Regions from separate parts of the Homo sapiens genome. Here regions 2, 3 and 4 are each linked to region 1. Evidence: chromatin contacts called from ENCODE Hi-C data. All regions are on one chromosome and are shown on one strand. The core of a region is the stretch at or near the end of the contact, and the rest is flanking DNA. Distances in the headings are between cores, read along the strand shown. Region 1 has its middle 220 kb from the start of CRLF2. Region 2 holds the start of PLCXD1 (phosphatidylinositol specific phospholipase C X domain containing 1). Region 3 holds the start of GTPBP6 (GTP binding protein 6 (putative)). Region 4 holds the start of AKAP17A (A-kinase anchoring protein 17A).

The links. Hi-C counts contacts between places; a loop is a spot of excess contacts on that map. Pooled maps may share reads with other maps.
Region 2: a pooled map shows a loop between it and region 1 (21-fold over the local background). The contact joins the promoter of PLCXD1 here to the enhancer-like site in region 1. A Hi-C loop is called at or near these places in 3 of 37 single-sample maps with no recorded cell type and 5 of 50 pooled maps.
Region 3: a map with no recorded cell type shows a loop between it and region 1 (31-fold over the local background). The contact joins the promoter of GTPBP6 here to the enhancer-like site in region 1. A Hi-C loop is called at or near these places in 10 of 37 single-sample maps with no recorded cell type and 14 of 50 pooled maps.
Region 4: a map of psoas muscle shows a loop between it and region 1 (9-fold over the local background). The contact joins the promoter of AKAP17A here to the enhancer-like site in region 1. A Hi-C loop is called at or near these places in 4 of 168 maps with a recorded cell type or tissue (gastrocnemius medialis, psoas muscle, sigmoid colon and 1 more), 1 of 37 single-sample maps with no recorded cell type and 13 of 50 pooled maps.

What each region holds. Positions count from the first base shown.
Region 1 is chrX:985,612-992,974 of GRCh38, reverse strand. No RefSeq gene overlaps it. Among named protein-coding and RNA genes, the nearest start is that of CRLF2, 220 kb to the left of the region's middle. Within about 2 kb of position 2,779, at least 11 of the 41 ENCODE cell types and tissues checked have a DNase peak (open chromatin) inside an H3K27ac peak, as active enhancers do.
Region 2 is chrX:277,186-282,630 of GRCh38, reverse strand. It overlaps PLCXD1 (phosphatidylinositol specific phospholipase C X domain containing 1), which reads right to left and starts at 1,250. Exons shown (of 7, transcript NM_018390.4): 1 at 947-1,250.
Region 3 is chrX:316,433-323,795 of GRCh38, reverse strand. GTPBP6 (GTP binding protein 6 (putative)) reads left to right here and starts at 5,000. Exons shown (of 10, transcript NM_012227.4): 1 at 5,000-5,357; 2 at 6,745-6,882. The coding sequence starts at 5,009. LINC00685 (long intergenic non-protein coding RNA 685) reads right to left here and starts at 4,651. Exons shown (of 1, transcript NR_027232.1): 1 at 2,464-4,651.
Region 4 is chrX:1,586,388-1,593,750 of GRCh38, reverse strand. It overlaps AKAP17A (A-kinase anchoring protein 17A), which reads right to left and starts at 2,147. Exons shown (of 5, transcript NM_005088.3): 1 at 1,982-2,147; 2 at 1-307. The coding sequence starts at 288.

The DNA.
Region 1 (7,363 bases), core at 1,530-4,029:
CCTTCCCTTTCTTCCCTTTTTTCTTTCCTTTGTTTCTCTTCCTTTTATTTTTCCTTCCTTCCTTCCTTTCTTTTTCTTTCTTTCCTTCTTTCTCTTTCTTTTCTTTTTGTCTTTCCCTTCCTTCCTTTCTTTTCTTTCCTCACTCTGTCACCCAGGCTGGAGTGCAGTGGCACAATCTCAGCTCACTGCAACCTCTGCCTCCTGGATTCAAGTGTTTCTCCTGCCTCAGCTTCCCAAGTAGCTGGGATTACAGGCCCAGCTAATTTTTGTATTTTTAGTAGTGACAGGGTTTCACCATATTGGCCAGGCTGGTTTCAAACTCTTGACCTCAGATGATGCACCCGCTTCAGCCTCCCAAAGTGCTGTGATTACAGGCGTGGGCCACCATGCCCGGCCTTACATTTTTATGTTTTATACAACCAATTGCCAACTAAAGAATCCCTAAAGCCTACCTGTGACTCGTAGGAACCCACTTTGAGATGTTTCATCTTTAAGGCCGAAACAAGGTATACCTTCCATGTAATGATTTATGATTTTACCTACAATTCCTGTCTCCCTGAAATATATACAATAGAACTGTAGGTCGGGCGCGGTGGCTCACACCTGTAATACCAGTATGTTGGGATGCCGAGGTGGGAGAATCAACTGAGGTCAGGAGTTTGAGACCAGCCTGGCCAATATGGTGAAACCTCGTCTGTACTAAATACAAAAAATTAGCCAGGTGTGGTGGCAGGGGCCTGTAATCCCAGCTACTCGGGAGGCTGAGGCAGGGAAATTGCTTGAACCCTGGAGGCAGACGTTGCAGTGAGCCGAGATCACGCCATTGTACTCCAGCCTGGATGACAGAGTGAGACTCCATCTCGATTTAAAAAAAATAAAAATAAATAAATAAATAAAAATGGAACTGTAACCAGACCTCCTGAACACACTTTCTCAGATCTCTTGAGACCATGTAATCCTGGAGCACAGGCGCTCAGCACTCATATTGGTTCAGAATAAACCTCTTTAAATCTCTTGGCAGAATTTGTTCTATTCTGTCATCAGTAGCAAATGCTGACGATTACATACACTCACTTTTTCTAGCTAAGACCCCTGGTGTTGGAAACAGCTACGTCGTGCGGGGTGTATACCCTGGAGTTCCTTGTCTCACTCTGAGAAATAATTGAGGACAGGGAAGAAAGGAGAGAGGAGAGCAGCTCCTTGTGAGACAGACAGAGAGATAGAGAGACAGAGACAAAGAGAGGCAGTCAGACAGAGAGAGACAGACACACACACACAAGTCCAAACAGGAGAAAAGAGAAGAGAGCAGCTCCTTGCGAGAGAGAGAGAGAGAGAGAGAGAAAGACAGACAGACAGACAGAGACAGAGAGACAGACACACACAAACACACAGATACAAAGAGACACACACAGAGAGAAACAGACACACACAGAGACAGAGAGAGAGAGAGACACACACACACAGAGGTCTGAACAGAAGAAAGGAGAGAGGACAGCAGCTCCTTGCGAGAGAGAGAGAGAGAGAGAGGCAGACACACACACACACACAGACACACACAAGCAGAGAGGTCCAAACAGAAGAGAGGAGAGCAGCTCCTTGCGATAGAGAAAGAGACAGAGACAGAGGGACAGAGAGAGACAGAGGGACAGAGAGAGACAGAGAGACAGACAGACAGACACACACACACAGACAAGTCTGAAGAGAAAAAAAGAGAGGAGAGCAGCTCCTTGAGAGAGAGACAGAGACAGAGACAGAGAGAGAGACAGACAGAGAGGAAGAGACAGACAGACAGATATAGAGAGAGACAGAGGGACAGAGAGAGACAGTGAGACAGACAGACAGACAGACACAGGCACACACACTCGTCCAAACAGAAGAAAGGAGAGAGGAGAGCAGCTCGTTGTGAGAGACAGAGAGACAGAGACAGAGGGACAGAGAGAGAGACAGAGAGAGAGAGATGGACAGAGAGAGAGGGAGAGAGAGACAGACTGAGAGACACAGAGACAGAGAGAGAGAGAGACAGAGGGACAGAGACAGACAGAAACACAGACACACACGCAGGTCCTAACAGAAGAAAGGAGGAGAGCAGCTCCTTGCGAGAGAGAGAGAGAGAGAGAGAGAGAAAGAGACAGAGGGACAGAGACAGAAAGACAGACACACACACGTCTCAACAGAAGAAAGGAGGAGAGCAGCTCCTTGCGAGAGAGAGAGAGAGAGAGAGAGAGAGAGAGAGAAAGAGACAGAGGGACAGAGACAGAAAGACAGACACACACACGTCTCAACAGAAGAAAGGAGGAGAGCAGCTCCTTGCGAGAGAGAGAGAGAGAAAGAGACAGAAAGACAGACACACACACGTCTCAACAGAAGAAAGGAGGAGAGCAGCTCCTTGTGAGAGAGAGAGAGAGAGAGAGAGAGAGAGAGAGAAAGGGGGAGGGGGAGAGGGAGTGGGGGAGAGTGAGGGAGAGGGAGGGAAGGGGAGGGAAGGGGAGGGAGGGAAGGAGAGAGAGAGAGAGAGAAAGAGAGCCAAAAAGGTGGGAGGCACCTGACCTCTGCAGACTTTATAGGCAGGCTGGTGAAGGCGGTGTTTCATTTACGTAGGGCTCAAAGATTGGTTCCATCCGGCATGACATCCATAGAGTGCGTGGGGAAGGCTGGTCGCCCCACCCTAATCTTAAGCAAATGGGATTTCCAGTTGATCGGCGCCATCTTGTCTGCTTTTCTTACTGTACATGCGGTTGACAAAGAGGAGGGAAGATGGAGCCGCCATCTTGAACGTGTCTAGTCTCTAGTTCCTGCCGGGAAGATGGAGCCGCCATCTTGAAGGTGTCTAGTCCGTAGTTCCTGCCGGGAAGATGGAGCCGCCATCTTGAACGTGTCTAGTCCCTAGTTCCTGCCGGGAAGATGAAGACGCCATCTTGAAGGTGTCTAGTCCGTAGTTCCTGCCGGGAAGATGGAGCCGCCATCTTGAACGTGTCTAGTCCCTACGTTTTGCCGGCATTCACCCGTGCAAGCTCCCAGCTGGCTTGTCTATGTCTGCAGCTCGATGCAGCTCAATTTTACAGACTGCTCTTTGTTAGAAAATGATTTGGGGCTGGTTTTCATTAAAGAGAAAAGCCTTACTAAGGACTTCCATAGCCTTACCATCTGCCTAAGTGATTTCTTCTTAACTCCTATATAAATGTCTTTATTTCAATTCTCACGATGCCAAAAAAAAAAAAAAAAAAATTGAGGCTCGGTCCTTGCTGTAAAATGCATGCAAAATAATTTGCACTCTGTCAACTTCAAGTTCAGTATAATTTATACATCCTCAACAATGGTTAGACTTGGAAACTGGGCATTTCAAATCAATCAAATGGTTGATGATACCTAGATATACAAGCTGAGTCCTACTTAGTGGATTTAGCCACAGTGAATTCATTAATTTACTCACTATCTTTGTCTACCATTTCAGTAAACCTGTTTTCTGAGCTATATCTCCTACATATTGTATTATACTATATTATATTATCTGTATTATTTTAACAAAATATGTATACTAGCCTGGTATGGTGGCTCATGCCTATAATCCCAGCACTTTGAGAGGCCAAGGCAGGAGGATCACTTGAGACCAGGAATTTGAGACCAGCCTGGGCAACATAGTGAGACTTTATCTCTACAAAAGAAAAAGAGATATATGTATACTATCTTTAAATGTAGCTTATATCTGCTAATACGCAAATACAGAAATATACAACAAAGGAAGATAAACAAGATGTGAATCCTAATATAAAGTGTTTTTTTAAAAAAGTCTATAGTTGATTAAAGACTGTATTTACTGGAATTTTATAAATCCCCCCCAGTGTGTTATAAATTAATAATTTGCTATATTTATTTGTGTGCTGTCTGTGTAATTCAATTATTAATGAATACATTTGTTACATATAAATAATAAAATCTCCATCTCTGACCGCAGCCAACGCTTCATGTTAATATACTGAGAACAGCACATTAATAATGAAATAAAGGTAGAGTAAATAATGGTATTGCAGCTGCCAAGCATTTGTTGTTATTCAAACGCTTCAAAGTAATGTCTGAAAATGCAAGTTTTGAGCTCAAACTTTGGCCTGGAAGTATATTGCAAGCCCACCCTTATATGAATTAAAAGGGAGGTGCAGGGCTGGGCGCGGTGGCTCATGCTGGTAATCCCAGCACTCTGGGAGGCCAAGGTGGGCAGATATCGGTGGTCAGGAGTTCAAGACAGGCCTGGCCAACATGGTGAAACCCTGTCTGTACTAAAAATACAAAAATTAACCGGGTGTGGTGGTGTGTGCCTGTAATCCCAGCTACTCAGGAGGCTGAGGTGGGAGGATCAGTTAAACCTGGGAGTTGGAGGTTGCAGTGAGCTGAGATCGTGCCACTGCACTCCAGCCTGAGCAACAGATTGAGACACTGTCTCAAAAAAATTTATATATACATATATATATAGTAATTAAGAAAACTAATCCTTTATCACAAATCCTTATAGACGAGCACATCTCCCCATGATCTCTCTCTCTCTCTTTTTTTTTTTTTTTGAGACAGAGTCTTGCTCTGTCGCCCACGTTGGAGTGCAATGGTGTGATCTCAGCTCACTGCAACCTCCGCCTCCTGGGTTCAAGCGATTCTCCTGCCTCAGCCTCCTAAATAGCTGGGATTACAGGCATGCACCACCGTGCCTGGCTAATTTGTGTATTTTTAGTAGAGACGGGGTTTCTCCATGTTGGTCAAGCTGGTCTCGAACTCCCCACCTCAGGTGATCCACCTGCCTCGGCCTCCCAAAGTGCTGGGATGACAGGCGTGAGCCACGACGCCCGGCTTGCCCATGATCTTTTTTTAAATCATATATATAAATGAATATTGTACCTAGGGAGGACGCGTTCCTCCTCTTACTTTTGGGAACCCCTTATTCTGTCTGTGCTGAGGAGGATTAGTAAAAGAGGAAGTCCTCTTTGCAGTTGAGGTAAGAGGAAGGCATCTGTCTCCTGCTCATCCCTGGGCAATAGAATGTCTCGGTGTAAAGCCCGATTGTACATTCCATCTACTGAGATAGGGGAAAACCGCCTTAGGGCTGGAGGTGGGACATGCTGGCAACAATACTGCTCTTTAAGGCACTGAGATGTTTATGTATATGTGCATCAAAAGCACAGCACTTTTTTCTTTACCTTGTTTATGATGCAGAGATATTTGTTCACAAGTTTTCCTGCTGACCTTCTCTCCACTATTATCCTATTATCCTGCCACATCCCCCTCTCCAAGAAACGCCAGATAATGATCAATAAATACTAAGGGAACTCAGAGGCCGGTGCCGGCGCCGGTCCTCCGTATGCTGAACGCTGGTTCCTCTGGGCCCATTTTTCTTTCTCTATACTTTGTCTCTGTGTCTTTTTCTTTTCCAAGTCTCTCGTTCCACAGCAACCCATCCCTTCAGTACTTTCAGCACTTTGCTTTCTTAATAATCTTTTTTTTTTTTTTGAGATGGAGTCTCGCTTTTTCGCCCAGGCTGGAGTGCAGTGGCGCCATCTTGGCTCACTGCAACCTCCGCCTCCCGGGTTCATACCATTCTCCTGCCTCAGCCTCCCGAGTAGCTGGGACTACAGGCACCCACCACCATGCCCGGCTAATTTTTTGTATTTTTAGTAGACACGGGGTTTCACTGTGTTAGCCAGGATGGTCTCGATCTCCTGACCTCGTGATCCGCCCGCCTCGGCCTCCCAAAGTGCTGGGATGACAGGCGTGAGCCACCGCGCCCAGCCTGTTTTTGTTTTTTAATGTTTTAGTTTTTGGTGTACAAATCTACTTTCACGATTAATTTCTAAGTGTTTTATTCTTTTTGGTGTTATTGTTAATGTAATTGTTTTCTTATTCTCTTATTTATGTACTTATTTTGAGGTAGGGTCTCACTCTGTTGCCCAGGCTGGAGTGCATTGGCACAATCATGGCTCACAGCAGCCTTGAACTCCTGGGTTCTAGTGATCCTCCCACCTCAGCTTCTCAAGTAGCTGGGACTACAGGCGTGTACCACCATGCCCAGCTAATTTTTTGTATTTTTAGTAGAGACGGGGTTTCACCGTGTTAGCCAGGATGGTCTCGATCTCCTGACCTCGTGATCCGCCCGCCTCAGCCTCCCAAAGTGCTGGGATGACAGGCGTGAGCCACCACGCCCGGCCTTCTTAATAATCTTAAATGCTGTGGAAACTGGGCCTGTCGGATCAATCAGATGGTTGTTGATACCTAGATGTAGAAGCTGAGTCCTCCTTAGCTGGATTTAGCCACAGTGAATTCATCAGTTCCCTCACTATCTTTGGCTACCTTTTCAGCAAACCTGTTTGCTATGGGGTAGCTGTATTTTTGCCACTTTACTTTTGTGATTAACTTACTTTTGCTTTGCACTGTGGACCCGCCCTGAATTCTTTCTCGCACCGGATCCAGGAACCCTCTCTTGGGATCCGGATTGAGACCACTGTCCGGTAACAGGTCCATCTTTCCTTGTACGAGAAGTCTCCTTGTTGGGGGAGCTTCTGCCTTCCTAAGGCAGCGGTGGGTATGGGACTTGCTGTATACATGAAGGTCTTTGGTCTCTACTGCTAGAGGTAGTGGTGTGTCTTCCCTAGGTAGATTTGCAGAGGATAGAGAATAGAACACTTTCTCAAGAGCAAAAACTCAAACGTACCCTTTCAAAGCATCCACATCCCCTTTCTGTGGGAGGAGAATGTTGACACAATACAAGCCACTCACTCGAGACCTAAGCCCCATGCAGTCGCTAGACCAGTCTCCAATCACAGCCCTGTCTTAGAATTAGATTTCCTCACGCCTGTAATCCCAGCACTTTGGGAGGCCGAGGCGGGCGGTTCACGAGGTCAGGAGTTCAATACCAGCCTCGCCAATATTGTGAAACCCCATCTCTACTAAAAATACAAAAATTAGCCAGGCGTGGCGGCACACTCCTGTAGTCCCAGCTACTCGGGAGGCTGAGGTACGAGAATCGCTTGAACCTGGGAGATGGAGGTTGCAGTGAGCCGAGATCGCACCACTGCACTCCAGCCTGGGTGACAGAGTGAGACTCTGTCTCAAAAAAAAAAAAAAAAACAGAAATTAGATTTCCTCACTGGGCACGGTGGCTCATGCTTGCAATCCCAGCACTTTGGGAAGCCAAGGCGGGTGGATCACGAGGTCAAGAGATCAAGACCATCCTGGCTAACACGGTGAAACCCCGTCTCTATTAAAAATACAAAAAATTAGCTGGGCCTGGTGGCGGGCGCCTGTAGTCCCAGCTACTCAGGAGGCAGAGACAGGAGAATGGCGTGAACCTGGGAGGCGGAGCTTGCAGTGAGCCGAGATCGCACCA
Region 2 (5,445 bases), core at 1-2,500, 710 kb after region 1:
CAGGTTCAAGCAATTCTCCTGCCTCAGCCTCCAGAGTAGCTGGGATTACAGGCGCCCGCCACCACACCTGCTTAATTTTTGTATTTTTGGTAGAGACGGGGTTTCACTATCTTGGTCAGGCTAGTCTTGAACTCCTGACCTCAGGTGATCTGCCTGCCTCGGCCTCCCAAAGTGCTGGGATTACTGGCGTGAGCCACGGTGCCCAGCTGTATGTACGGTTTTTTTTTTGTTTTGTTTTGTTTTTTTTAAAGACAGGGTTTCACTCTTGTTACCCAGGCTGGAGTGCAATGATGCAATCTCGGCTCACTGCAACCTCCGCCTCCCAGGTTCAAGCAATTCTCCTGCCTCAGCCTCCAGAGTAGCTGGGATTACAGGCGTCCGCCACCACGCCCGGCAATGTATGTAAGATTTTTAATCATTTAGATTAAAACTGATTAGATTAAAATCATTAGATCTAATTGATTTAATCAAATCAATTAGAATTGTTGATCTTGAGCCCAGAAATCAGCCTGTTGACAGTTTCACATCTGAGGAATGTTTCCTGGTGGACCTGAGGCCTCCTCTTAGAAATGAGACCTGGAGGGGCCGGGCACGGTGGCTCACGCCTGTCATCCCATCACTTTGGGAGGCTGAGGTGGGTGGATCACCTGAGGTCAGGGGTTCGAGACCAGCCTGGCCAACATGGTGAAACCCCATTTCTACTAAAAGTACAAAAAGTAGCCGGCCGTGGTGGCGCACGCCTGTAATCCCAGCTACTCAGGAGGCTGAGGCTTGAACCCGGGAGGCGGGGGCTGTAGTGAGCCACAATCACACCATTGCACTCCAGCCTGGGTGACAAAGTGAGACTCTGTCTCAAGAAAAAAGAAATGGGACAGAGAGGAAGGGAAGAAGCCCCGGCCTCCTGGAGAAGAGACAAACTTCAGCTGCCTGCAAACTGCAAACCCACCTTGAGTCCCACACGCAGGGGGAGTTCGGAATTCGAATTGTTGGTCTCGAGCCCAGAATGAAAGGCCTGGTCTCCCTGGGCCGCAAGAAAGGACGAGATCCTCTCGGTCTGCAGCTCCTGGCGGCTGCCCGCGTTGGCTTCACAAGGTTCTGTAATAATCCTGCTGCCTTCTCTTCCACACTGAGGCCAGGCTTCCCAGGTGGCTGCAGATTTTGTTCTTATTTACATCTTCCCAAAAGCCTTCCTCCCAGACCCTAAGCCAACACCAGCTACATGAACTCAGATCTTCCCTGCTGCCCGGAAGGAGGGAGGGAGGGAGGGAGGGAGGGAGGGTCCCGGGAGCCTGCTGGGCCCAGGAGGAGGAGCCCATTCTTTATCAGCCCGGGGGATGTCAGCTCAGCCTCTTTCTCCAAGAGAAGCAACCACACCTGTACCGCGGCTCCGGGTCCCCAGGAGGGAGCTGGCCCCTTCTCTGCAGCCAGCTGGAAAAGGCCCAGGACGGCTTCCCCTCCCCCTGCACGCCCCCCGCTCCGCCTGCACGGCCCCCCCTCCCCCTGCACGGCCCCCCTCCGCCTGCACGGCCCCCCCTCCCCCTGCACGGCCTCCCCTCCCCCTGCACGGCCTCCCTTCCCCCTGCACGGCCCCCCTCCCCCTGCACGGCCTCCCCTCCCCCTGCACGGCCTCCCCTCCCCCTGCACGGCCTCCCCTCCCCCTGCACGGCCCCCCTTCCCCCTGCACGGCCTCCCCTCCCCCTGCACGGCCTCCGCTGCCCCCTGCACGTACCCCCCTCCGCCTGCACGGCCTCCCTTCCCCCTGCACGGCCTCCCTTCCCCCTGCACGGCCTCCCCTCCCCCTGCACGGCCTCCCCTCCCCCTGCACGGCCTCCCCTCCCCCTGCACGGCCTCCCCTCCCCCTGCACGTCTTCCCCTCCGCCTGCACGGCCTCCCTTCCCCCTGCACGGCCTCCCTTCCCCCTGCACGGCCCCCCTTCCCCCTGCACGGCCTCCCCTCCCCCTGCACGGCCTCCCTTCCCCCTGCACGGCCTCCGCTGCCCCCTGCACGTACCCCCCTCCGCCTGCACGGCCTCCCTTCCCCCTGCACGGCCTCCCTTCCCCCTGCACGGCCCCCCTTCCCCCTGCACGGCCTCCCCTCCCCCTGCACGGCCTCCGCTGCCCCCTGCACGTACCCCCCTCCGCCTGCACGGCCTCCCTTCCCCCTGCACGGCCTCCCCTCCTCCTGCACGGCCTCCCCTCCCCCTGCACGTCTTCCCCTCTGCCTGCACGGCCTCCCTTCCCCCTGCACGGCCTCCCTTCCCCCTGCACGGCCCCCCTTCCCCCTGCACGGCCTCCCCTCCCCCTGCACGGCCTCCCTTCCCCCTGCACGGCCTCCCCTCCTCCTGCACGGCCTCCCCTCTGCCTGCAGGGCTGTGCAGTGATCTGCCTGGAGCATCCCAGCAGGGCCGCTGTGAGCCTCCGGATGCCCAGGGTCCCGGGGCCGCGGGGTGGAGGGGAGGTTAAAATGCAGGTCTGGGCGGGGCCCGCTGGCTCACGCCTGTAATTCGAGCACTTCAACACTTTGGGAGGCCGAGGCGGGCGGATCACCTGAGGTCAGGAGTTCGAAACCGGCCTGGCCAACATGGCAAAACCCCATCACTGGTAAAAATACAAAAATCATTTAGCCGTGCTGGCGCGCGCCTGTAGTCCCAGCTACTGGGAGGCTGAGGCAGGAGAATCGCTTGAACCCGGGAGGCGGAGGTTGCAGTGAGCCGAGATCGCGCCATTGCACTCCAGCCTGGGAGACAGAGTGAGACTCCCGTTCAAAAACAAAAAACCTTCGTCTCCACATCCTCTTATCTTAATGCAGATATTCCTTTCTACTAATAACTCTTTTTTTCTTCTTTTTTTTTTTTTCAGAGACAGGGTCTCGCTCTGTTGCGCAGACTGGTGTGCAGTGTCATGATCTCAGCTTACTGCAGCCTCCGCCTCCTGGATTCAAGCTATTCGCCTGCCTCAGCCTCCAGCACAGCTGGGATTACAAGCACTTGCCACCATTCCCAGCTAATTTTTTGTATTTTTGGTAGCAACGGGGGTCTCACCATGTTGGCCAGGCTGGTCTCGAACTCCTGACTTCAGGTGATCCGCCCGCCTTGGCTTCCCAAAGTGCTGGGATGACAGGCGTGAGCCACCGTGCCCGGCCTAATAATAACTCTTTCAACCAATTGCCAGTCAGAAAATTTTAAAATCTACCTTATGACCTGGAAGCCCGCCTCACCACCAGTGGAGCAGTCCCACCTTCACCGATTGAACCTGTCAGGCCTCTGAGCCGAAGCTCAGCCATTATCACCCCTGTGACTTGCACATATACGTCCAGGTGGCCTGCAGGAGCCAAGAAGTCTGGAGCAGCCAAGGAAAAACCACAGAGAAGTAAAACAGCCAGTTCCTGCCTTAACTGGTTAACTAAAATTACAACATTTTACTATCGTGAGTTCTCCCTGCCCTACCTTAGCCGATCAATCGACTTTGTGCCGTTCGTCCTCTGGACAATGAGTCTTATGATCTGTGCACCACGCACCTTGCAATCCCTCCTCTGCTGACAATAGATAACCACCTTTTGCTGTAATTTTCCATTACCTACCCAACTCCTATTGAGCCACCCCTCCCCCATCTCCCTTCGCTGACTCTCTCTTCGGACTCAGCCCACTTGCACCCAAGTGAATGAACCGCTTTATCGCTCACACAAAGCCTGTTCGGGGGTCTCTTCGCACCGACGCGCTTGACAGAACCAAGGTTCGTCTTACACGTATGGATTCATGTCTGACGTTTCCTTAAAATGCATAATACCAAGATGTCCTCCGACCACCTAGGGCACAGGTCGTCAGGACCTCCTGAGGCTCGGTCACAGGCGCGTCCTCAACCTTAGCAAAACACACTTTTTTTTTTTTTTTTTTGAGACGGAGTCTTGCTCTGTCTCCCAGGCTGGAGTGCAGTGGTGCAATCTCGGCTCACTGCAACCTCCGCTTCCCAGGTTCAAGCAATTCTCCTATCTCAGCCTCCCAAGTAGCTGGGACTACAGGCGCCCACCACCACACCCAGGTAATTTCTGTATTTTTAGTAGAGACAGGGTTTCACCTTGTTGGTCAGGCTGGTCTTGAACTCCTGACGTCAGGTGATCTGCCCGCCTTGGCCTCCCAAAGTGCTGGGATGACAGGCGTGAGCCACCGTGCCCGGCCAGCAAAACACACTTTCTAAATGTCCTGAGACCTGTCTCAGATACTTTTTGGTTCAGAAGACTCGAGGAAATCAGTGTCTCCTAGGACAGGCTGGACCCAAAGCTGTACACTCACATCCTCTGTGTCATGACGGATTCCATCCATTCCGGCTACTGTCATACTCCCTCCCTCCCATCACAGTCCCTTCCCCCGTCACAGTCCCTCCCCTCCCGTCACCTTCATCATATCCCAGGTCCCCTGACCACTGAGGGGTGTCCCCTCCTGTCCCCACGTCCCCCGACCCCTCCCCTCACATCCCAAGTCCCCTGACCACTGAGGGGTGTCCACTCCTGTCCCCACACCTGTCCCCATGTCCTCCTGAGCCCTCCCTCACATCCCAGGTCCCCTGACCACTGAGGGGTGTCCGCTCCTATCCCCACACCTGTCCCCACATTCCCCCTGACCCCTCCCCTCACATCCCAGGTCCCCTGACCACTGAGGGGTGTCCCCTCCTATCCCCACACCTGTCCCCACGTTCCCCCTGACCCCTCCCCTCACATCCCAGGTCCCCTGACCACTGAGGGGTGTCCACTCCTGTCCCCACACCTGTCCCCATGTCCTCCTGAGCCCTCCCCTCACATCCCAGGTCCCCTGACCACTGAGGGGTGTCCACTCCTGTCCCCACGTGCCCTGACCCCTCCCCTCACATCCCAGGTCCCCTGACCACTGAGGGGTGTCCACTCCTGTCCCCACGTGCCCTGACCCCTCCCCTCACATCCCAGGTCCCCTGACCACTGAGGGGTGTCCACTCCTGTCCCCACACCTGTCCCCATGTCCTCCTGAGCCCTCCCCTCACATCCCAGGTCCCCTGACCACTGAGGGGTGTCCACTCCTGTCCCCACGTGCCCTGACCCCTCCCCTCACATCCCAGGTCCCCTGACCACTGAGGGGTGTCCACTCCTGTCCCCACACCTGTCCCCATGTCCTCCTGAGCCCTCCCCTCACATCCCAGGTCCCCTGACCACTGAGGGGTGTCCACTCCTGTCCCCACGTGCCCTGACCCCTCCCCTCACATCCCAGGTCCCCTGACCACTGAGGGGTGTCCCCTCCTGTCCCCACACCTGTCCCCACGTTCCCCAACCCCTCCCCTCACATCCCAGGTCCCCTGACCACTGAGGGGTGTCCCCTCCTATCCCCACATCTGTCCCCACGTTCCCCCTGACCCCTCCCCTCACATCCCAAGTCCCCTGACCACTGAGGGGCGCCCCCTCCTGTCCCCAGGTCCCCCGACG
Region 3 (7,363 bases), core at 3,751-6,250, 670 kb after region 1:
ACCTGGGGACGCCCTCATTCTGTCTCTATGAACAGGGCAGACGGAACCCAGGAGCCCAGGAGATTGACGGCTACACACACACACACACACACACACACACACACACACACACACAACGTCCCTGAGCTCACCACCTGGGGACGCCCTCATTCTGTCTCTATGAACAGGGCAGACGGAACCCAGGAGCCCAGGAGATTGACGGCTACACACACACACACACACACACACACACACACACACACACACACGTCCCTGAGCTCACCACCTGGGGACGCCCTCATTCCGTCTCTCAGTCTATTAACAGGGAATACTGAGCCTGGGAGACTGTCGGCTACACACACACACCCAAGCTCACCACCTGGGGACACCCAATGCTCCTCCCCCAGCACCTTCGAAGCTCTCATTCCGTCTCTCAGTCTATTAACAGGGAAGACGGAGCCCGGGAGAGGCCTCGTCCCGCGCTGCCCCGGCGAATCTGGGTCCCGATTCTGAGTTCAGTGGTGTTAGAAATAATAGGGTATGTGCCCCCTTCAGGGTGAATATAGCTAACCCCATTTACCCAGGCTGTGCACGTCACAATTCCACTCGTGGTGTAGCTGGGACCACAGGCACCCACACACCACACCCGGCTAATTTTTAAATTTTTTTTTTGTAGATATGGGTTCTTACCATGTTGCCCATGCTGGTGTCAAACTCCTGGGCTCAAGCGATCCTCCCACCTCAGCCTCCCGAGTAGCTGGGACCACAGAAGGTCCATCCCACACCCCCACCCCACCGTCAAGCTCTCGCTTTAGGGCCCAGGCTGGAGTGCAGTGGTACAATCTCAGCTCCCAGGCTGGAGTGCAGTGGTACAATCTCAGCTCACTGCAACCTCCACCTCCCAGGTTCAAGCAATTCTCCTACCTCAGCCTCTGGAGTAGCTGGGACTACAGGTGTGTGCCACCACGCCCGGCTAATTTTTGCACATTTAGTAGAGTCAGTGTTTCTCCATGTTGGCCAGGCTGGTCTCAAATGCCTGACCTCAGGTGATCCACCCACCTCGGCCTCCCAAAGTGCTGGAATGACAGGCGTGAGCCACCGTGCCTGATCTCAGACACCTTTTGGTGCTTCTTGTTTGAGATGGGGTCTCACTCTGTCACCCAGGCTGGAGCACAGTGCTGCAATCTAAGCTCACTGCAGCCTCCACCTCCTGGGCTCAGGTGATCCTCCCACCTCAGCGTCCCGAGCAGCTGGGACCACAGGCACCCACCACCACACCAGGCTAATTTTTCTTTCTTTCTTTCTTTTTTTTTTTTTTTGTAGATAATAGGGTCTTACCATATTGCCCATGCTGGCGTCAAACTCCTGGGCTCAAGCAATCCTCCCACCTCAGCGTCCCGAGCAGCTGGGACCACAGGCACCCACCACCACACCAGGCTAATTTTTCTTTCTTTTTTTTTTTTTTTTTTTTTTTTTGTAGATAATAGGGTCTTACCATATTGCCCATGCTGGCGTCAAACTCCTGGGCTCAAGCAATCCTCCCACCTCAGCGTCCCGAGCAGCTGGGACCACAGGCACCCACCACCACGCCCGGCTTTTCTTTTTTTTTTTTTTTTTTGTAGATAATGGGGTCTTACCATATTGCCCATGCTGGTGTCAAACTCCTGGGCTCAAGCAATCCTCCCACCTCAGCGTCCCGAGCAGCTGGGACCACAGGCACCCACCACCACACCAGGCTAATTTTTCTTTCTTTTTTTTTTTTTTTTTTTTTTGTAGATAATAGGGTCTTACCATATTGCCCATGCTGGCGTCAAACTCCTGGGCTCAAGCAATCCTCCCACCTCAGCGTCCCGAGCAGCTGGGACCACAGGCACCCACCACCACACCAGGCTAATTTTTCTTTCTTTTTTTTTTTTTTTTTTTTTGTAGATAATAGGGTCTTACCATATTGCCCATGCTGGTGTCAAACTCCTGGGCTCAAGCAATCCTCCCACCTCAGCGTCCCGAGCAGCTGGGACCACAGGCACCCACCACCACGCCCGGCTTTTCTTTTTTTTTTTTTTTTGTAGATAATGGGGTCTTACCATATTGCCCATGCTGGTGTCAAACTCCTGGGCTCAAGCAATCCTCCCACCTCAGCGTCCCGAGCAGCTGGGACCACAGGCACCCACCACCACGCCCGGCTTTTCTTTTTTTTTTTTTTTTGTAGATAATGGGGTCTTACCATATTGCCCATGCTGGTGTCAAACTCCTGGGCTCAAGCAATCCTCCCACCTCAGCGTCCCGAGCAGCTGGGACCACAGGCACCCACCACCACGCCCGGCTTTTCTTTTTTTTTTTTTTTTTTGTAGATAATGGGGTCTTACCATATTGCCCATGCTGGTGTCAAACTCCTGGGCTCAAGCAATCCTCCCACCTCAGCGTCCCGAGCAGCTGGGACCACAGGCACCCACCACCACGCCCGGCTAATTTTTCTTTTCTTTTTTTTTTTTTTTTTTTGTAGATAATGGGGTCTTACCATATTGCCCATGCTGGTGTCAAACTCCTGGGCTCAAGCAATCCTCCCACCTCAGCGTCCCGAGTAGCTGGGACCACAGGCACCCACCACCATGCCACACTAAAATTTTTTTTTTGGGGGGGAGGGTAGAGAAGGGGTCTTACCATGTTGCCCAGGCTGGTGTCAAACTCCTGGGCTCAAGCGATCCTCCCACCTCAGCCTCCCGACATGTAAACGGTGGCTACATTTCCGCACAATCCCCGCGGTCTCCCTCATTCTGTTTTACAACTACTCCCACATAAAGTAACGTAGAAAGACGAGCCCCGTTATTCCCTTAGAAGGTAGACTGGAGCTTGCAGGAAGCTGTAGGATAAACATTCAGAGGCCAACTGAGATAAAACGAAACACCCAGGTGATTTTAAGCTAATCAAGAGCCCCTTTCACGTGGGTGATTTTAAACTAATCAAGAGCCTCTTTCACGCAGGTGATTTTAAACTAATCACGTTCTCCCTTCACAGAACTAAAAAGGGAGGTTAATTTACACAAACGCGCAGGCTACAGCCACCCGTCCTGCCTAGGGACTTCGGGCCAAAAATGCCACCTGTCACACCTCCAATCCAGGCGCTGCAGGGCTGTTAGGAGGGGAATTAGCAGCTGGGATACCCCGATCCTACAAGGAGGGGGGTTAGCAACCCCTCCTGAAATACCAAAAAGGCCTCGGCTTCCTGCAGACGCTTAAGGAACATGCCAATCACAACCGATTTCCTGAAAAACGCAAGAAATCCTGGTGAGGGCTGGGGTTGCAGGACGCTCTGCACACCACGGGTAACAGTTTTGGGGTAGCTTCTCTGAGACCGGCTGCCTCTTACTGTCCCCTGGACCAGGGGGGCGCCGCTCTCATCCTCCTGGCATCTCCCAGGCCCCTGCCCCACTCAGAGCTCCACCGCAGGGGCTCCCGAGGCTGGACTCAGACCCGCTGGATCCCATCCAGGCCCCCAAGGCAGCAGTGGAGACCCTCAAGGCTGGACTCCAGCCCCTAATGTAGACTCAGGGACCCCTGGGATGGATGGGTTCGAACCCCCAAAGCTGACTTCAGGACCCTCAGAGCTGGACTCCACCCTCCAAGGCAGCATTCGGGACCCTCACGGCTGGACTCGAGGCCCACGGCAGACATGAAGACCCCTGGGAGGCGTCCGGGACCCCCAGGACTGAATTTGAGGCCCCCAGGCAGACGTGGGGGCCCCTGGGCGGTGGTCAGGACGCCTGGGGCTGGACCCAACCCCCAAGGCAGACGAGGAGAACCCCCGGGCGGCATCCGGGCCCCCCAGGGCTGGACTCAAGCCCCCAAGGCTAGACGTGGGGACCCACCTGGGCGGCGACCGGGACCCCCAGAGCAGGTCTCAAGCCCCAAAGGCAGACGTGGGGGCTCCTCGGCGACGTCCAGGACCCCCAGGGCTGGACTCAAGCCCCCAAGGCTAGACACGGTGACTCCGGGGTGGCGTCCGAGACTCCCACGGGGGAACTCCAGTCTCCAAGGTAGACGTGAGGACCCCCGGGCGGCATCGGGGACCCCCAGGGCGGGACTCGAGCCCCCAAGGCAGACGCGGGGATGCCGAGGCGGCGTCCAGGACCCCCAGGGCGGGACTCGGGCCCCCAAGGCAGACGCGGGGACGCCGAGGCGGCGTCCAGGACCCCCATGGCTGGACTCGAGCCCCCAAAGCAGACATGGGGACCCCCTGGGTGGCGTCCGGGACCCTGAGAGCTGGACTCGAGCCCCCAGGGCAGACGTGGGGACTCCGGGGCAGCTTCCGGGGCCCCCACGGCGGCTCTCCAGGTTCCAGGGCAGACGTGGAGACCCCTGGGCGACGTCACGGACGCCCAGGGCGGGACTCGAGCCCCCAAGGCAGACGTAGGGACCCCTGGGCGCCGTTCTCGATCCCCGGGGCTGGAGTCAAGCCCCCGAGGCGGCGTTCCGGACTCTCGCAATCAGACTTGGACTCCACCCAGCGCGGAACGGGGTAGGACGGGAGCGAGGACGAGGTGAGTGAAGGCAGCGCTGCCGCCGCCGCCGCCGCCGCCGAGGCTCGGGGTCCTGGCGCCTACCGGGCCGGCGGCTGCACCGCGGGATGGGTCTGCCAGGAGCCGCCCACGCCGAACAAGAAGCGGCCCGGTCCCGCCTCCCCCGCCGGCAGCGCGTGCCAATCACCAGCACCTGATGCGGGGCGACCAATGAGGAGCACGCCCTGCCGGGGCGCGGCGCTAGGGAGCCCGCCCCGGCCGCACGCCAATCACCAGCACGTGACAAGGGATGACCAATGAGGATCACGCCCTATGCTGCGGAGAGGCGCTGGTGAGCACGCCCCAGCTGCACGCCAATCACTAGCACGTGACGCCGGATGACCAATGAGGAGCACGGCCTGTGCCGGGGAGAGGCGCTGGTGAGCCAGCCCCGGCCGCACGCCAATCACGAGCACGTGATGAGGAGCGGCCTGTGGGCAGCCCCCGCCCCAACGTTCAGCCTCCAGACGCGCCATGTGGGCCCTGCGGGCCGCCGTACGCCCGGGGCTGCGGCTCTCCCGCGTGGGCCGCGGCCGCTCGGCTCCGCGGGCAGCCGCGCCGTCCTGCCCCGCGCGCGCGCTAGCCGCTGTCGGCCGCAGGAGCCCCGGGAATCTGGAGGGGCCGTGGGGCGGAGGGCGGGGCCTGCGGGCGGACGGCGGCCGAAGCCGCACGGGAGACGACGAGGAGGAGCCGGAAGATGCGGACGAGAACGCCGAGGAGGAGCTGCTGCGGGGAGAGCCTCTGCTGCCGGCGGGGACCCAGCGCGTGTGTCTGGTTCACCCTGACGTCAAGTGGGGCCCGGGGAAGTCGCAGATGACTCGAGGTGACCGCGGCAGGGCTTTCGGGGGAGAAACAGGAGCTGGAGACCTGGGGGCGGGGCTCTGAGGGGAGGGGGCTCATAGGTGGAGATTCAGGGGCGGGGCTCTGAAGGGACGATCTCATAGGTGGAGATTCAGGGGCGGGGTTCTGTGGGGAGAATCTCATAGGTGGAGGCGCAAGGGCGGGGCTCTGCAGGAAGGATTTCATAGGTGGAGATTCAGGGGCGGGACTCGGGAGAATCATAGCTGGCGATGCAAGGGCGGGGCTCTGGGGAGGCTCATAGGTAGAGATTCAGGGACGGGGCTCTGACCTGAGAATCTCATAGGTGGAGACCCAGGGCGGGGCTTTGAGGGGAAGAGCTCAGGTGGCGACGTAGGGGCGGGGCTTCAGGGGGCCAGGCTCTAAGGAGAGGGTCTGATGGTTGGAGATGCCAGGGCGTGGCGCTGAGGGGCGGGGCTCTGAGGGGAAGAGCTTATGGATGGTGATGCGGGGGCGGGGCTCTGAAGGGAGGATCTCATAGGTGGAGGTGCATGGGTGGGGTTCGGGGGAGGAGCCCATGGGTGAAAGGGCGGGGCTTATGGGGAAGAGGGGAGGATATCATTGGTGGAGGTGCGTGGGCGGGGCTTCGGGGGAGGGGCCTATGGGGTAAAAGTGCGGGGGCGGAGCTTATGGGGTGGAGTCCGTGGGATGGGGTGGGGCCCGTGGGGTCCGTGGGGTGGGGTGGGGTGGGGTGGGGTGGGGTGGGGTTGGGTGGGCCGGGGCGGTTCTCGCCGATGGGACCTACGTTTCTCTTGCTCTGGGTTAGAGGTAGGCACGGTGTGTTTGAGGTCAGGGAAGGGAGGGCGTCCAGCGGACCAATCTGTGTCTAGTCCCACCCCCCACCCCCCAGGAGGAAATGCAAATGAATAAGTCGCTGCACGTGTCAGAGTCTCATAAAGGTTGATTTTTCCCTTGGAAGCTCCTGTAGTCGATGAGTGGTTTTTCTTTACGGGTGTTTTCCAAAATGGCTAATTCCTGGAACAGATGAAGCCCCGAACTGCTCAGAACAGCGCGCAGACCTCTTGCCTCTCTACTCCCCAAACCTGCCGGTGGTTCCTCAGTAATCCCCTGAGCACCCGCAGCTCCCGGGTTCCCTGCTGCGCCCGCCTGGAGCCCAAATTCCATGTAAGGCAGGGTCGCCCTCGTGTCCCGCTGTGGCTCCGGTGTCCTTCTCCCGTCAGATTCCTACTTAGAGGCCCTGGGGGGACGAAGTCATATCGGGGGACAAACGGCGGCTCAAGGTGCCTTCTCCGGGGAGATTGTCTCAAGGGCAGGAGGAGGCCTCCCCGGGCAGGTGTGGACGGGGGCCCCGGGCAGAAGCGTCTCTCACGGTGGCCCTTGTGTCCCCGCAGCCGAGTGGCAGGTGGCGGAGGCCACAGCGCTGGTGCACACGCTGGACGGCTGGTCCGTGGTGCAGACAATGGTCGTGTCCACCAAAACGCCGGACAGGAAGCTCATCTTTGGCAAAGGGAACTTTGAGCACCTGACAGGTGGGTCCGTCCAGACCTGCTCCTTCCCCAAACCTCCTTTCCTGTCCGCCGCTACCGAAAACATCCAACCGAGACATGCTGAAGTACGGGGGTCTTGCGGGGCCAGAGGGGAAGCGGCCTCTCGGATTGCCCAGGTGAGCTGGGAGCACACGCCAGTAGGAGTCGGAGGACGGTGAGGCTTTATCTGTGTCGAGATTCACACCGGGCCCTGGAGAGACTTAAACTGGTAAAGATTAGGTCGGGGCAGTTTATAGAGTCCAACAAACAGGGTAGGCGGTGGACCGGCTGTAACCCCACCTGCCCCTGCAGGCCCCAGCCAAATCCTCCTCCTGGGTGACCCCCACCCCACCAGCAGTCTCTTAGGGTGGGGTCCAGCATGCGATCCTTGCGCTTCCCAGGTTTCTGACCATCCCGCTTCCAGTAGAGTTGGGAAGACGCTACTCACTTGCCCAGGTGGGGGTCGGCTGCCCTGGGTCACCTG
Region 4 (7,363 bases), core at 898-3,397, 600 kb before region 1:
CAGGCAGGCCAGAAAAGACTTGACCAGGCTCTTGTTCTCCACCTCCCCCTCGAAGCGGATGAAGTCCATGGTGCTCTTGGAAATACGCAGCGTGGAGAACTGGTGGTTCTGCACCATGCCCTTCAGCCTCTCCATCACCTCCCAGTTGGAGATGGACTTCCCCGGCTGCTTCAGCTGCGGGAGTGCCACGCTGATGGTCATCTTGGTGATGGGCTTCAGGTACAAGCCGTAAGCAGGGCAGAGCTCCACGGCCTCAGACGTGTCGTGCACGATGGTAGCCGCTGCCATAGCCTCCGGGACCTTGGGCCTGAAACATAAGACGCAGACAGTCAGCACCAGCACCCCCCACCTCCCCCGCCAATGAGGAGGGGCCAAGCCAGCAGGCACTTTCTGGACCCGGAGAAGAGAAACAGCAGTGTCTCTCTGCCGTGTCAGAGACCGGTTTCCACTTTGTTAACAGCCATCTCAACGGAGTTCTTTACTTTTTGAAATCATTAAGAGTACACCAAAGGGGAAAGAGCCGAGCTGATAAAGAACAGGTTAGTGTCAAAGCCTCGGTCAGCACTGCCCGACACCCTACATCCAGCAGCCAGCAGCTCCCAAGGCCTGCAGAATAGGAAGCTGAGCACGACCAGGCCCCTCACACAGGTCAAGTAGGAACGGGGACGCTACAAACGCCTAGCTCCACGGGAAGGGGCAGAGAGACACTGGGGAAGGGAAGGGGCCAGGGAGAGCACAGCTGCAGGCATCTGGAAAGGTTTTGTGGAGGGGGCGGCGGCCCTGTACTTGCCCTGATAAAACAGGAAGTCTCGGGCTGCAACAACAATCCAGAACCATGAACCCTAGTAATCTCCACGAAGGCCAAACGTATCCCAGCTTTAACCCACTCAAAGCCAAAAAGTACAACGAACTTTCCACAAGTTAGGGGCCGGAGTCCCCCGTCTGCGCCTTCTTTCTCCGCCCACCTTCATTAACCCACCTCTTCCCTGCTGAGCTGACGGGCAGCCACTTCCTGACGGCCAAGTCCAAGTAGAGGAAGCTTCACTCGCAGAAACCCAACCATCTCAGGTGACCGCCTCCGGCCCGGCCGCCCACCCCATCAACCTGGAGGCTTCCTGCCAGGCCCAGGAGACGGCCTCCTCGCCCAAGCCCGAGGTGGGAGGTGCGAAAGAAGGGAGGGAGGGTGGAGAAGCGACCAGAAAAGGTCAGTGGGGCACCAGGGAGGGGCTCCAGTCTGGACAGAGACCAGTGAACCCTCCCCCAGAACCCAAGCGGCCCCAGCAACTTCACCACCGAGGAACCCTCCCCACTCTGGCCTCCAGCGCCCTCCGACCACCCCGGTACACCTGGCTGCCCAATCCCCAGTACGCGGCATTGCCCCTGGTATTCCCACCTACCGCAGCCCCCCAGCATGGCCTCAGGCTGCCGCTGGCACCCCTGGCAGGGCCCCACACATTCTCAGGCCCTTGGCCACTCGGTACCCTCAGCTCCTCAGTTCCCCGCTCCCCACCACCCTCCTGGATGAGCCCCAATACCCCAACCTACACAGCACCGCCCCAGCCTCCGAAAACCCCGGACAGCCCCTTGCTTCCCACTGTAGACCTAGGAGCGACCGCAGCGCCACGTCCCCTAGTCCCAGGCCTCCTAGTCTCCCGCCCATCCGATCCCCCGAGCTCCCAGCCCTCCGACACCGCTCCAGGCCTCAGCTCCTTCGGTGCAGTCCCAGGAACCGCTCCAGCCCCTACCCCTACTTCCAGGGACCCCCGGACCCCGACCGCAGACCTCCCCAGCCCCCGATTCCCCCGTACAGTTTCAGGCGCTCCCAGCCCCCCGGTGGCACCCCACGCCCCCCAACCCCAGCCCCGTCACCTCCGAGGCCCCTAGGCGCCGCCTCCCAAGCCCCGGCCCCCCGGGCCCGGCCCTAGGAGCGAAGCGTTCGCCGGCTGCAGCCAGGCCCGGGAGGCACGGGGGCGGCACTCACCTGCGCGGGGCTCCGCCTGCGTCCCAGGCCGCCGCCGCCGCTGGCCCAAGCTCCCGCCGTCCCTCGACGATCCCCGGACAGGCGCGGCCTCACCGCCGGGAGCCGCCACCGTCCCCCGGAGGCGCCTCCGACGCCGCCACCGCCGTCGCCGCCCGCCCTCTATGACGCATTTCCACTTCCGGCGCGCGGGCTCGCGGAAGAGGCCGCGCGGCAGCACCGGGTTTCTCCTTCTTGCCCTGGCTCCGCCCCCGGGAGGAGGGACTTCCGGGAGCCCGACCTTTTGCACTGCGCGTGCGCGAGTCCGCCCCGCCCCCATGGTGCCACCTGCCTGCGGGTAACCAGGGGAGGTACTTGGGCCAGGGTCTGTGGTCATAGCCCTTAAGCCAAACAGGAGGGGGGCCGGTGTGGGGTCTAAATTCCAATTGTAGAGTCAAATATATATAACAAAATTCTAAAATGTAATAGGATCCTATAACGGGATTCTATACTATACTTGCAAATTATGGGTAATATACTTGAATAATATAATTTATGTATAAATTAGATATCATATTCTATGACGTAATTATAGAATTACATATAAATTGCTAGTTAATTAACTATTAATTGAATGGTTAATAATTATTAATTGTATATTAATAATTATTAACGCATACCATTACATAATGTAATTATGAAATAATAAATGATAACTTACAATGGTATTATGAAATTAATAATAATTTATATTGCAATTATGAAATAAATGATCATTTCTAATTATAAGATAATTTATAATGTAATTATGAAATAAATATAATGTAATTTAAAAATAAATGATAATCTAATGTAATTATGAAGCAAATGCTATTGTATAATATAATCATAATTTATAATGTAATTTTGGAATAATAAATGATAATCTATAGTGTAATTATGAAATAAATGAAAATATATAATGTAATTCTGAAATGATCATTTATAATGTAATTATGAAATAATAAATGACAATTTATAATGTGATTACAAAATAATAAATGAGGCCAGGTGCGGTGGCTCACGTCTGTAATGCCAGCACTTTGGAGGGCCAAGGCGGGCAGATCACAAGGTCAGGAGTTCAAGACCAGCCTGGGGCCGGGCCCGGTGGCTCATGCCTGTAATCCCAGCACTTTGGGAGGCCGAGATGTGCGGATGATGAGGTCAGGAGATCGAGACCATCCTGGCTAACACGATGAAACCCCGTCTTTACTAAAATACAAAAAATAATCAGCCGGGCGTGGTGGTGGGCACCTGTAGTCCCAGCTACCAGCTACTCGGGAGGCTGTGGCAGGAGAATGGCGTGAACCTGGGAGGTGGGGCTTGCAGTGAGACCGTGCCACTGCACTCCAGCCTGGTTGACAGAGCGAGACTCCATGTCAAAACAAAACAAAAAAAAGACCAGCCTGGCCAGCATGGTGAAACCCCGTCTCTACTAAAAAGACAAAAAACTAGCCGGGTGTGGAGGTGGTTGCCTATAGTCCCAGCTACTCAGGAGGCTGAGGCAGGCCCGAGAATCACTTGAACCCAGGAGGCAGAGGTTGCAGTGAGCGAAGATGGCGCCACTGCACTCCATCCTGGGCAACAGAGCGAGACTCTGTCTCCAATAAATAAATAAATAAGTAATGATAATTTATAATGCATTATTCATTTTTTATTATAATTTATTGTTTATTAAGTATGCCATGCTCTATGTGAGAGGTACGTGCTTCTGACGTCCCAAATATGTCACAAGTCCCCAAACTGGATATCCAGGGTCAGATAATCAGAACAGAAATCTTGCATTGCTCAACATCAGCTATCAACAAAGGAGAAAGCCAACACACCAGGGGCCTGAGGAAGACGGAACATTCTGTGAACCCAGGCAGGCTTCAGAGGGGCCGGGCTGTGTAAGAGGGTTGCTATGCCTTCCATGTTTCTGTCCTTCCAAAACTCAAGTTCAAACTCAGTTCCCACTGCAAGAGTATTAGAGGTGGTGCTTTTAGGAGGTGGTTAGGTCATGAGTGGGATTTGTGCTCTTAGAAGACAGGCCCCAGAGAGCTCTCTCACCCCTTCCACCATGTGAGGACACAGCCAGAAGGAACCACCTGTGAACCAGCAAGCGGGTCCTCACTAGACACTGAACCTCCCACTCATTGATCTTGGACTCTCAGCCTCCAGAACCGTGAGACATAAAAGTCTGTGATTTAGGCCGGGTACAGTGGCTCATGCCTGTAATCCCAGCACTTTGGGAAGCCGAGGCGGGTGGATCACCTGAGGTCAGGAGTTTGAGACAATTGTGGCCAACATGGTGAAACCCTGTCTTTACTAAAAATACAAAAATTAGCTGGGCGTGGTGGTGCGCACCTGTAATCCCAGCTATTCAGGAGGCTGAGGCAGGAGAATTGCTTGAACCCGGGAGGTGGAGGTCGCAATGAGCCAAGATTGCGCCATTGCACTCCAGCCTGGATGACAAGAGGAAGACTCCATCTCAAAAGAAGGGGAGGGGAGGGGAAGGGAGGGGAATGGAGGGGAAGGGAGGGGAAGGGAGAGGAGGGGAGGGGAAGGGAGGGGAATGGAGGGGAAGGGAGGGGAATGGAGGGGAAGGGAGGGGAAGGGAGAGGAGGGGAGGGGAAGGGAGAGGAGGGGAGGGGAAGGGAAAGGAGGGGAGGGGAGGGGAAGGGAGGGGAGGGGAAGGGAGGGGAGGGGAGGAGGGGATGGGAGGAAAGAAGGGAAGGGAAGGGGAGGGGAAGGGGGGAGGAGAGGGGAGGGGAAGGGAGCGGAGGAAAGGGGAGGGGGGAGGGGAAGGGAGGGGAGGGGAGGAGGGGATAGGAGGAAAGAAGGGAAGGGAAGGGGAGGGGAAGGGGGGAGGAGAGGGGAGGGGAAGGGAGTGGAGGAAAGGGGAGGGGGAGGGGAAGGGAGGGGAGGGGAAGGGAAGGGAGGGGAGGGGAGGCGAAGGGGGAGGAGAGGGGAGGGGAAGGGAAGGGAGGGGAGGGGGAGGGGAAGGGAGAGGAGGGGAGGGGAAGGGAGAGGAGGGGAGGGGAAGGGAAAGGAGGGGAGGGGAGGGGAGGGGAAGGGAGGGGAAGGGAGAGGAGGGGAGGGGAAGGGAGAGGAGGGGAGGGGAAGGGAAAGGAGGGGAGGGGAGGAGAGGGGAAAGGAGGGGAGGGGAGGGGAAGGGAGGGGAGGGGAAGGGAGGGGAGGGGAGGAGGGGATGGGAGGAAAGAAGGGAAGGGAAGGGGAGGGGAAGGGGGGAGGAGAGGGGAGGGGAAGGGAGTGGAGGAAAGGGGAGGGGGGAGGGGAAGGGAGGGGAGGGGGGAGGGGAAGGGAGGGGAGGGGAGGGGAGGGGAAGCGAAGGGAGGGGAGGGGGGGAGGGGAAGGGAGAGGAGGGGAGGGGAAGGGAAAGGAGGGGAGGGGAGGGGAAGGGAGGGGAAGGGAGAGGAGGGGAGGGGAAGGGAGAGGAGGGGAGGGGGAGGGAAAGGAGGGGAGGGGAGGAGAGGGGAAAGGAGGGGAGGGGAAGGGAGGGGAGGGGAAGGGAGGGGAGGAGGGGATGGGAGGAAAGAAGGGAAGGGAAGGGGCGGGGAAGGGGGGAGGAGAGGGGAGGGGAAGGGAGCAGAGGAAAGGGGAGGGGGGAGGGGAAGGGAGGGGAGGGGAGGAGAAGGAAGGGGAGGGGAGGGGAGGGCAGGGGAAGGGAGGGGAAGGGAGGGGAAGGGAGGGGAAGGGAGGAGGGGATGGGAGGAAAGAAGGGAATGGAAGAGGAGGGGAAAGGAAGGGAGGAGAGGGGAGGGGAAGGGGGGGAGGAGAGGGCAGGGGAAGAGGGGGAGGAGAGGGCAGGGGAAGGGGGGAGGAGAGGGGAGGGGAAGGGGGGAGGAGAGGGGAGGGGAAGTGGGGAGGAGAGGGGAGGGGAAGGGGGGAGGGGAGGGGAAGGGGGAGGGGAGGGGAGGGGAAGGGGGGAGGAGAGGGGAGGGGAAGGGAGGGGAGGAGAGGGGAAGGGAAGGGAGGGGAGGAGAGGGGAGGGGAAGGGAGGGGAAGGGAGGGGAGAGGAGGGGAGGGGAAGGGAGGGGAAGGGAGGGGAGGGGAGGGGAGGGGAAGGGAAGGGAGAGGAGGGGAAGGGAGGGGAGGGGAGGGGAGGGGAAGGGAAGGTAGAGGAGGGGAAGGGAGGGGAGGGGAAGGAAGAAGAGGGCTTGTGGGTATTTGGGGGGGCGTTTGCATTGTGTGAGCCATGATGTCCATAAAGGCTAATATTAATATGATTATGAGTCTCTACTTGACCAAGGAGAAAACAAACACACCAGGGTCCCCAGGACGGGGACCATTCTGTGAACCCAAGCAGGCTTCTCAGTGAGACACACCCCTTTGCTGCCTGCATGTACATTCTTCTTCTTCTTAGGGACACGAAAGCGTTTGGGGTTCTCTTTAAAATTCTTCTCGCTGCTGCTGCTTTACATACCATTGGTGTGTGTTTCCCGGGGGGAGCTGTTAAATTGGGAAACCACTTTGCCACTCAGCTAGTTCCCTGAAGGTATTTGCAAAGCAAATTCAGAAGGAGATATTCACTCCTTCAGAACCAGCAAGCACCAAAGGATGGTTATAATAATCTGGAAAACCTTTAAGGAAAATGCTTGGCCTCCTAAAGCATTTTGGAGCAAAACATCCCTCTCCTGAATGTACCCCAGAAATAAAAAAACAAAGTTCTCGGATATCTGCAGCCGTAATCCTTTGTCATGGGGAGGTAGCCATGAGTCTTTGTTGTGTACCCAGTCTGTATCATTTCCATGAATTGAGCATGAAAGGCAAATAAAAAGATTCTGAGATATCAGTCTCATGATGCTGCAGCAAAGGTGCTGGAACTTTCCAGATGCAATAAGCTCTCTAGTCAACAGACTTCAAGATCATCAAACAGGAGAGTATTCTAGGTAGGCCCGACCTAATCAGGTGAGCACTTTAAAAGAAGGTCTGGGGCTGGGCACGGTGGCTCACGCCTGTAATCCCAGCACTTGGGGAGGCCGAGGCAGGTGGATCACGAGGTCAGGAGTTCGAGACCAGCCTGGCCAAGATGGTGAAACCCCATGTCTACTAAAAATACAAAAAATTAGCTGGGCGTGGTGGCACACGCCTGTAATCCCAGCTACTCCGGAGGCTGAGGCAGAGAATTGCTTAAACCTGGAGGGGCGGAGCTTGCAGTGAGCCGAGATCGCACCACTGCACTCCAGCCTGGGCAACAGAGCGAGACTCTGTCTCAAAAAAAATAAATACATTAAAAAAAATAAATAAACAAGAAAGGCTGGGTGCGGTGGCTCAGGCCTGTAATCCCAGCACTTGCGGAGGCCAAGGCGGGTGGATCATGAGGTCAGGAGTTCGAGACTAGCCTGGCCAACGTGATGAAACCCC